2 separate regions of the Homo sapiens genome follow, and region 2 is linked to region 1. The links are chromatin contacts, found by Hi-C or POLR2A ChIA-PET in ENCODE. All regions are on one chromosome and are shown on one strand. Each heading gives the region's core, a stretch centred on a gene start or an enhancer-like site at or near the end of the contact. The rest is flanking DNA. Distances are from core to core; before and after follow the strand shown. Region 1 overlaps FUT8 (fucosyltransferase 8). Region 2 holds the start of LINC02324 (long intergenic non-protein coding RNA 2324).

Region 1 (2,906 bases), core at 231-2,730:
ATCGACTGAACGTTTACATTCGCACAAATTCCTATGTTGAATCCCTAACCCCAATGTGATGGTGTTTGGAAATAGGACCACTGAGAAATAATTAGGCTTAGATGAGGTCATGAGAATGGGGCCCTCATGATGAGATTAGTGTCCTTATATGTGGAGACATCAGAACACTTCCTCTCCTGTTCCCTGCACACACAAAGAAGAGGTCACAAGAGCACAGAGTGAAATAGTGGCTGCTTACAAGCCAAGAGAAAATGAAATCTACCTTGCTAGCATCTTGATCTTGAATTTCCCAGCCTCAGACCTGGGAGAAACAAATTTCTGTAATTTAAACCACTCAGTCTATGTTATTTTGTTATGGCAGCTCCAACAGACTAGTGAAGATTTTAGTACCAAGAAGTAGGGTGATACTTTTAATGATAATAATGATTATTGCTGGTGACAATGCGTAAGTCAGTGGTCCAGTTCATTTTAGACTTCTTATAAGGCATTATTGGATATGGCTAATAAAAACACTTTGATTAGACTGACAGTTACACAAGTACATAGTCCATTGAATTTTTAAAACCCTAATAATTAGCAATAATAATATACAAAAATCACAAGTCATGGGAAGTAAGAATTCTTTTAAACTGAAAGAGACAACCCCACTCTAGAATCACTAGTTGGTCTAACTTACTTTGTTTTTGCCTCCTTTAATAAAGAAGGGTCATCTGTGGCCAAATACACTCTTTTTTTGTCCACTTGCATTCTGCGTGCAAGAAGCTGAAAATGTTCTTCAACATGCACCATGTACTCTTCAATGGGATGGAAGGCAGCTTCTGTTCCCACTTTGTCTGTGCGTCTGACATGGACTCTGGGGGAGAAATTCAGATTCTACTGGTAATGTACTGACACTGGGTGCTTTGAGGGTACTCAATTTATACCCCTACTTATGGTGGCATTATAGGCATTTTTAACTGATTTTTCTTTCATTTTCACTATTAGAAAAAGTAAAACACATAGTATTTTAAAAACTCAAAAATACATATTCTAAATATATTTGCAGGCTAAACAATACAAGGGGAATTAGAAAGTAAGTAAAGCCTTTGAAGAATGATTTCTTATAGAGAAAATAATTCACATCTTAGGAATAAATGGGAAATTTCAGAGCTGCATTTCATACTAGGCAGCAACCAGCTGTCTGGAAAAAAACTGAATACAACTTAAGATTTTTGTTACCAGGATGATACCAGGATTCACAGTTGTTACTAAAGAACATTAGAGATATTATTTGTAAAGTTCTGATACCAAGGGTTTTCCTCTTTATTTTACCCTGGAGAGTCACCATAACTGCCAGCTTGTAGAACTTAAAAGTTGTCCCAGGAAAACATAGACCTGGATAAACTTTTACAGCACCGTTAAGACCAGCAAACCTTTTAACGGTTTTTACTATTTTAGGTAAATGAAACCGATTCCAGCCCTTCTGTTGTGGGCATAATGCATTTCCTTTCTCTGTTTTTCACCATATCAAATGACAGCAGATATTAATTTCACCTGTCATATTTAAGAAAAGCCCCAAAATTGTAAAATTGGGGACACAGATTCACACTTCCCTGTACTGAATAAGGCACTGACTTCCACAGTTTTCTCCTCTCTCCTCCCATCTTAGTGTTTCCAAAGTAATTTTTTTTTTTTTAAGACAAGGTCTTGCTCTGTTGCACACATTGGAGTGCAGTGGCGTGATTATGGTTCACTCCAATCTCTGCCTCCCAGGCTCAAGTGATCCTCTCACCTCAGCCTCCCGAACAGCTGGTACTACAGGCATGTGTCACCAAGCCTGGCTAATTTTTGCTTTTTTTTTTTTTTTTAATTGATGGGGTTTCAACCATGTTGCCTATGTTGAGTTTTCTCAAACTTCTGGGCTCAAGTGATCCACTTGCCTCAGCCTCCCAGTGTTGTGATTACAGGCATGAGCCACTATGCCTGGCCCCAAAGCAATATTAATGGAAATAAAAATAACAGTTTATTTTCATAAATTAAAACACCCTCCTTAAATCTTGCCTTCCCCTCCCCCCAAATTACTAAATCACTATTTATATGTAGAAAAAGGTAGACTTATACGCCTTTAGGTCACAGTATATGGGCCAAACTTAAGGCCAGTTTTTTATTATGAATCTGGAGTGAAGGTTTGATTTCACCAGAGTTACTCTGCCATCTTCACGGCTATTCTTTGCTTTGCATTCCAGACTATAACCCAGATGTGGATACAATCATATGAACATCTATTCTATCATCTTTCCTTCCCACATCCTTCATAATCACTCTTTTTCTGGGGAAATTGGAATTGTTCAGTGGGCTCTATAGAGATGAAGTGGGCAGAACGAATGATTCCATTGAATTTCAATCAAAAGTTACATGAGAAGAAATACGATTTGATATTCTGACTTCACATGTACCTTCTTTACGTCTAACACTTAGAATGGGGTCAATAACTCCTCTACATATGAAGACTAAGACACAAGGAAAGATGTGGGGTGGGAAATATGAAAATAAAAATAAAAAGAAGCTGGACATGGTGATACATGCCTTTAGACCCAGCTATTATACTTGGGAGGCTGAGGTAGGAGGATCACTTGAGCCCAGGGTGGTTGAGGCTGCAGTGAGCCACTACACTTCAGCCTGGGTGACAGAGTGAGACCCTATCTCAAAAATAACAACAACAAAAGCCAAAAGAGAGCTGTGATAAGAGGAGAAAGAAGCAAAGGAAGAGGAGAACTGGAGACAGTAATAGAGCACTACTAAGCAACTTTCTTAGCTGTTCTAAGTAAACAAACAAAAAAAAATAGTCTCCATGTGACCTTAGGATAGCTCTAGAACCTCTGTCCTTTGGTGGGACTATAAAAATTGAACTACATATTGTAAAATTC
Region 2 (2,906 bases), core at 239-2,738, 500 kb after region 1:
GCAGCATCAACTTCCGGGGCTCAAGCAATTCTCCTGCCTCAGCTTCCGGAGTAGCTGGGACTACAGACACACACCACCACACCCTACTAATTTTTTATTATTTGTAGAGATGAAATCTCACTATGTTTTCCAGGCTGGTCTCAAACTCCAGGACTCTAGTGATCCTCTCTCATCGGTCACCCAAAGTGCTGGAATTAGAGGTGTGAACCACTGTGCTCGGCCCCAGTAATTCTTACATTACCTTCTCTGTTCAAATAACAGATGGTGTTTTCTGTCCCCTGAGTGAGACACATCTCAATGAAAAAAAAAATGGAGAATTACAGTATCCCAGAGGACTTGCTGGGGTAAAGAATTAGTGAGGCCTCTAGCGAGGAAAGACTGGAGTAGTTGCTTAACGTTTTTTTTAAATTATTTATTTATTTATTTACTTATGTATTCATTTATTTCGGGATAGGGTCTCACTTTGTTGCCCAGGCTGTAGTGCAGTGTTGTCAACCCTGCTCACTGCAGACTCAAGCAGTCCTTTCACCTCAGCCTCCCAAGTAGCTGAGACTACAGGCATGTGCCACCAAGCTCAGCTAATTTTTGTATTTTTTGCAGGGACAAGTTTTTGCCGTGTTGCCCAGGCTGGTCTCAATCTCCTGAGCTTAAGTGACCCTCCTACCTCAGCCACCCAAAGTGCTAGGATTACAGGCGTGAGCCACTGTGCCTGTCCCGGTTTTTGAATCACAGAGCCCTTGGAGAAAGAGATGGAACAAAGGACTTTCTCTCTAGGAAATGTAAATGTCTATCGGCACATTGCCTACCTGCAACCCTTGCACTCAGTTACTCAATTTTAAGCGTTGGTGGACCCCAAAGCCCAGGTACTGATTCTTGTGGTAGAATGTTGGCTAGGTTGAGTCTCCATGTTGGAGGAAATCTAGTGGGCTCTCAGAGGCTGTTGCCTAAACCTAGGAAAAGTCGAACAAAAGATCTGTCAGTCCGGGGTTGCCAAGGAGCTGTCCTAGATTTTCAGACTCCCTGAATTTGAGTTAAATATCCTGACTGTAGACCTGCCAACCACCCTGGACTTGTAATTGCTCTTGCATCTGAGGCCTTAACAATGTGTCATATTCAACAACAACTATTTTACTCATGGGGGCCCCGCCAACAAGAATGAGCCTTCTGAAGCAGAGCCCTGTTTTCTAGGCCATCCTCCCCCAGAGGCCCCTGGCTGGCCCCAGGAGGCCCCAACCTTCTCTCCCAGTCCTTCAGTGCCACGTAGAGTGTAGTCCTCCTGGACAGAAAGGCGCGTCGCCATCTCCTGGCCGGCACTATTACTGCACGTCCATTTTCTAGAAAATTCCTGGCATCTGGGTTCTATGTAAACGTAAGAACTTTTCCTTTACTGTGAGTTAGCAATCCGGATGTGTTTTGTGGAAGATTATGCCCTAAGCCCTTAGAAGGGAGGACACTGAGTTTGGGAAAAGTCACTACCTCTGGGCTTCATTTTTTGCCCTAAGGCAATGAGGTTATCCTGATGCTGAGGAATCTATGGCAAATTTTCCTTTCTCCCTCAAACTATCCTGTCAACCTTTTCATATTAGAAGGCAGAGAATGGAAAATACACATACACAGTAAGTACCTGCTACATATCTTTATAGAGCTGTCCTATGTATATTTGTTTTTTGGTTCCATGTTGATCTTTTCTTATTAATTATTTTTTGTAGATACAGGGTCACTATGTTGTCCAGGCTGGTCTCAAACTCCTGAGCTCAAGCAATCTTCCCGTCTCGGCCTCCCAAAGTGCTGGGATTACAGGCGTGAGCCACTGTGCCCAGCCTCCATCTTGATCTTTTAAGTTATTTAGACATTGCTCAAGATATAAGACTGATTTTTCTCTCTATTGATTGAAAAAGGCTTTACTGTTTTATTCATTTATTCCACAAAAGGATTTATTCAATCAACTCAAAAATTGTTATGCACCAGGCACTTTTGAAGTACTAGGGATACAGCAATAAGCAAAACAGACACAAGCCATTCCCTCATGGAGCTTCTTCCCTAGTGGAGGAGATAGGCAATAAATAAAATGTGCAGCGTGTTGGCTGAAAGAGGATGTGGGCCAAGAGAAGATTTTTTGTCTATCTGTTTTGTTTTTTAAGATAGGAGAAATTACAGCACATTTGTCTGCAGAGGGGAATGATCCAGGAAAGTGGGAGAAATGATGATGCACAAGAGAGGAGGGACCGGTGGAGAGATGCCTCGAGGAGGTGAGGGGAGGTGGCATCTAGTGCACAAGTGGAGTGGGTGATGCAAATATTTATCAAGCCCCTGGCAGGTGTCAGAACCAGGGCTATGTGCCGGAGATCCAGCAGTGAAGAAAATGGACAGTAGCCCTGCCTTCTTGTAGATTTCACCCTAATTAGGAAGATGGACAATAAAAAGCAAACTAGGCTGGGTGCAGTGACTCATGCCTATAATCTCGGCACTTTGGGAGGCCAAAGTGGGCAGATCGCTTGAGGCCAGGAGTTCAAGACCAGCCTGGCCAACATGGCGAAACCCCATCCCTACTAAAAATACAAAAATTAGCTGGGCATGGTGGTGTGTGCCTGTAATTCCAGCTACTTGGGAGGCTGAGGCCTGAGAATCACTTCAACCTGGGAGGCGGAGGTTGCAGTGAGCTGAGAATGCGCCACTGCCCTCCAGCCTGGGTGACAGAGCAAGACTCCATCTCAAACAAACAAACAAAAAAACAAACTAATAAATGAGGCATAGTACTCATGGCTTGGGGTATGTGCTATGACAGAAACACAATAGACATGGAAATCCTCTTCGAGAAGTGTCATTTAGACTGAGTTTTAAAGTATAACAAGGAGATGTCCATGTGCAGAGCCCGAGGAAAGAGGATTTCAAGCAGAAAGAATAAC

What was found. Hi-C counts contacts between places; a loop is a spot of excess contacts on that map. ChIA-PET counts read pairs that join two places held with the same protein, here RNA polymerase II (POLR2A). Pooled maps may share reads with other maps.
Region 2: a pooled map shows a loop between it and region 1 (1.9-fold over the local background). The contact joins the promoter of LINC02324 here to the enhancer-like site in region 1. A Hi-C loop is called at or near these places in 2 of 37 single-sample maps with no recorded cell type and 5 of 50 pooled maps. POLR2A ChIA-PET finds 5 or more read pairs at or near these places in 2 of 52 experiments (OCI-LY7 and T-cell).

What each region holds. Positions count from the first base shown.
Region 1 is chr14:65,722,094-65,724,999 of GRCh38, reverse strand. It overlaps FUT8 (fucosyltransferase 8), which reads right to left. Exons shown (of 11, transcript NM_001371533.1): 9 at 677-853. Among named protein-coding and RNA genes, the nearest start is that of MIR625, 250 kb to the right of the region's middle. Within about 2 kb of position 1,480, at least 2 of the 41 ENCODE cell types and tissues checked have a DNase peak (open chromatin) inside an H3K27ac peak, as active enhancers do; they include OCI-LY7, where a contact is called at or near this core.
Region 2 is chr14:65,220,929-65,223,834 of GRCh38, reverse strand. LINC02324 (long intergenic non-protein coding RNA 2324) reads left to right here and starts at 1,488. Exons shown (of 4, transcript NR_103769.1): 1 at 1,488-1,616. RefSeq lists an enhancer at 1,016-1,155.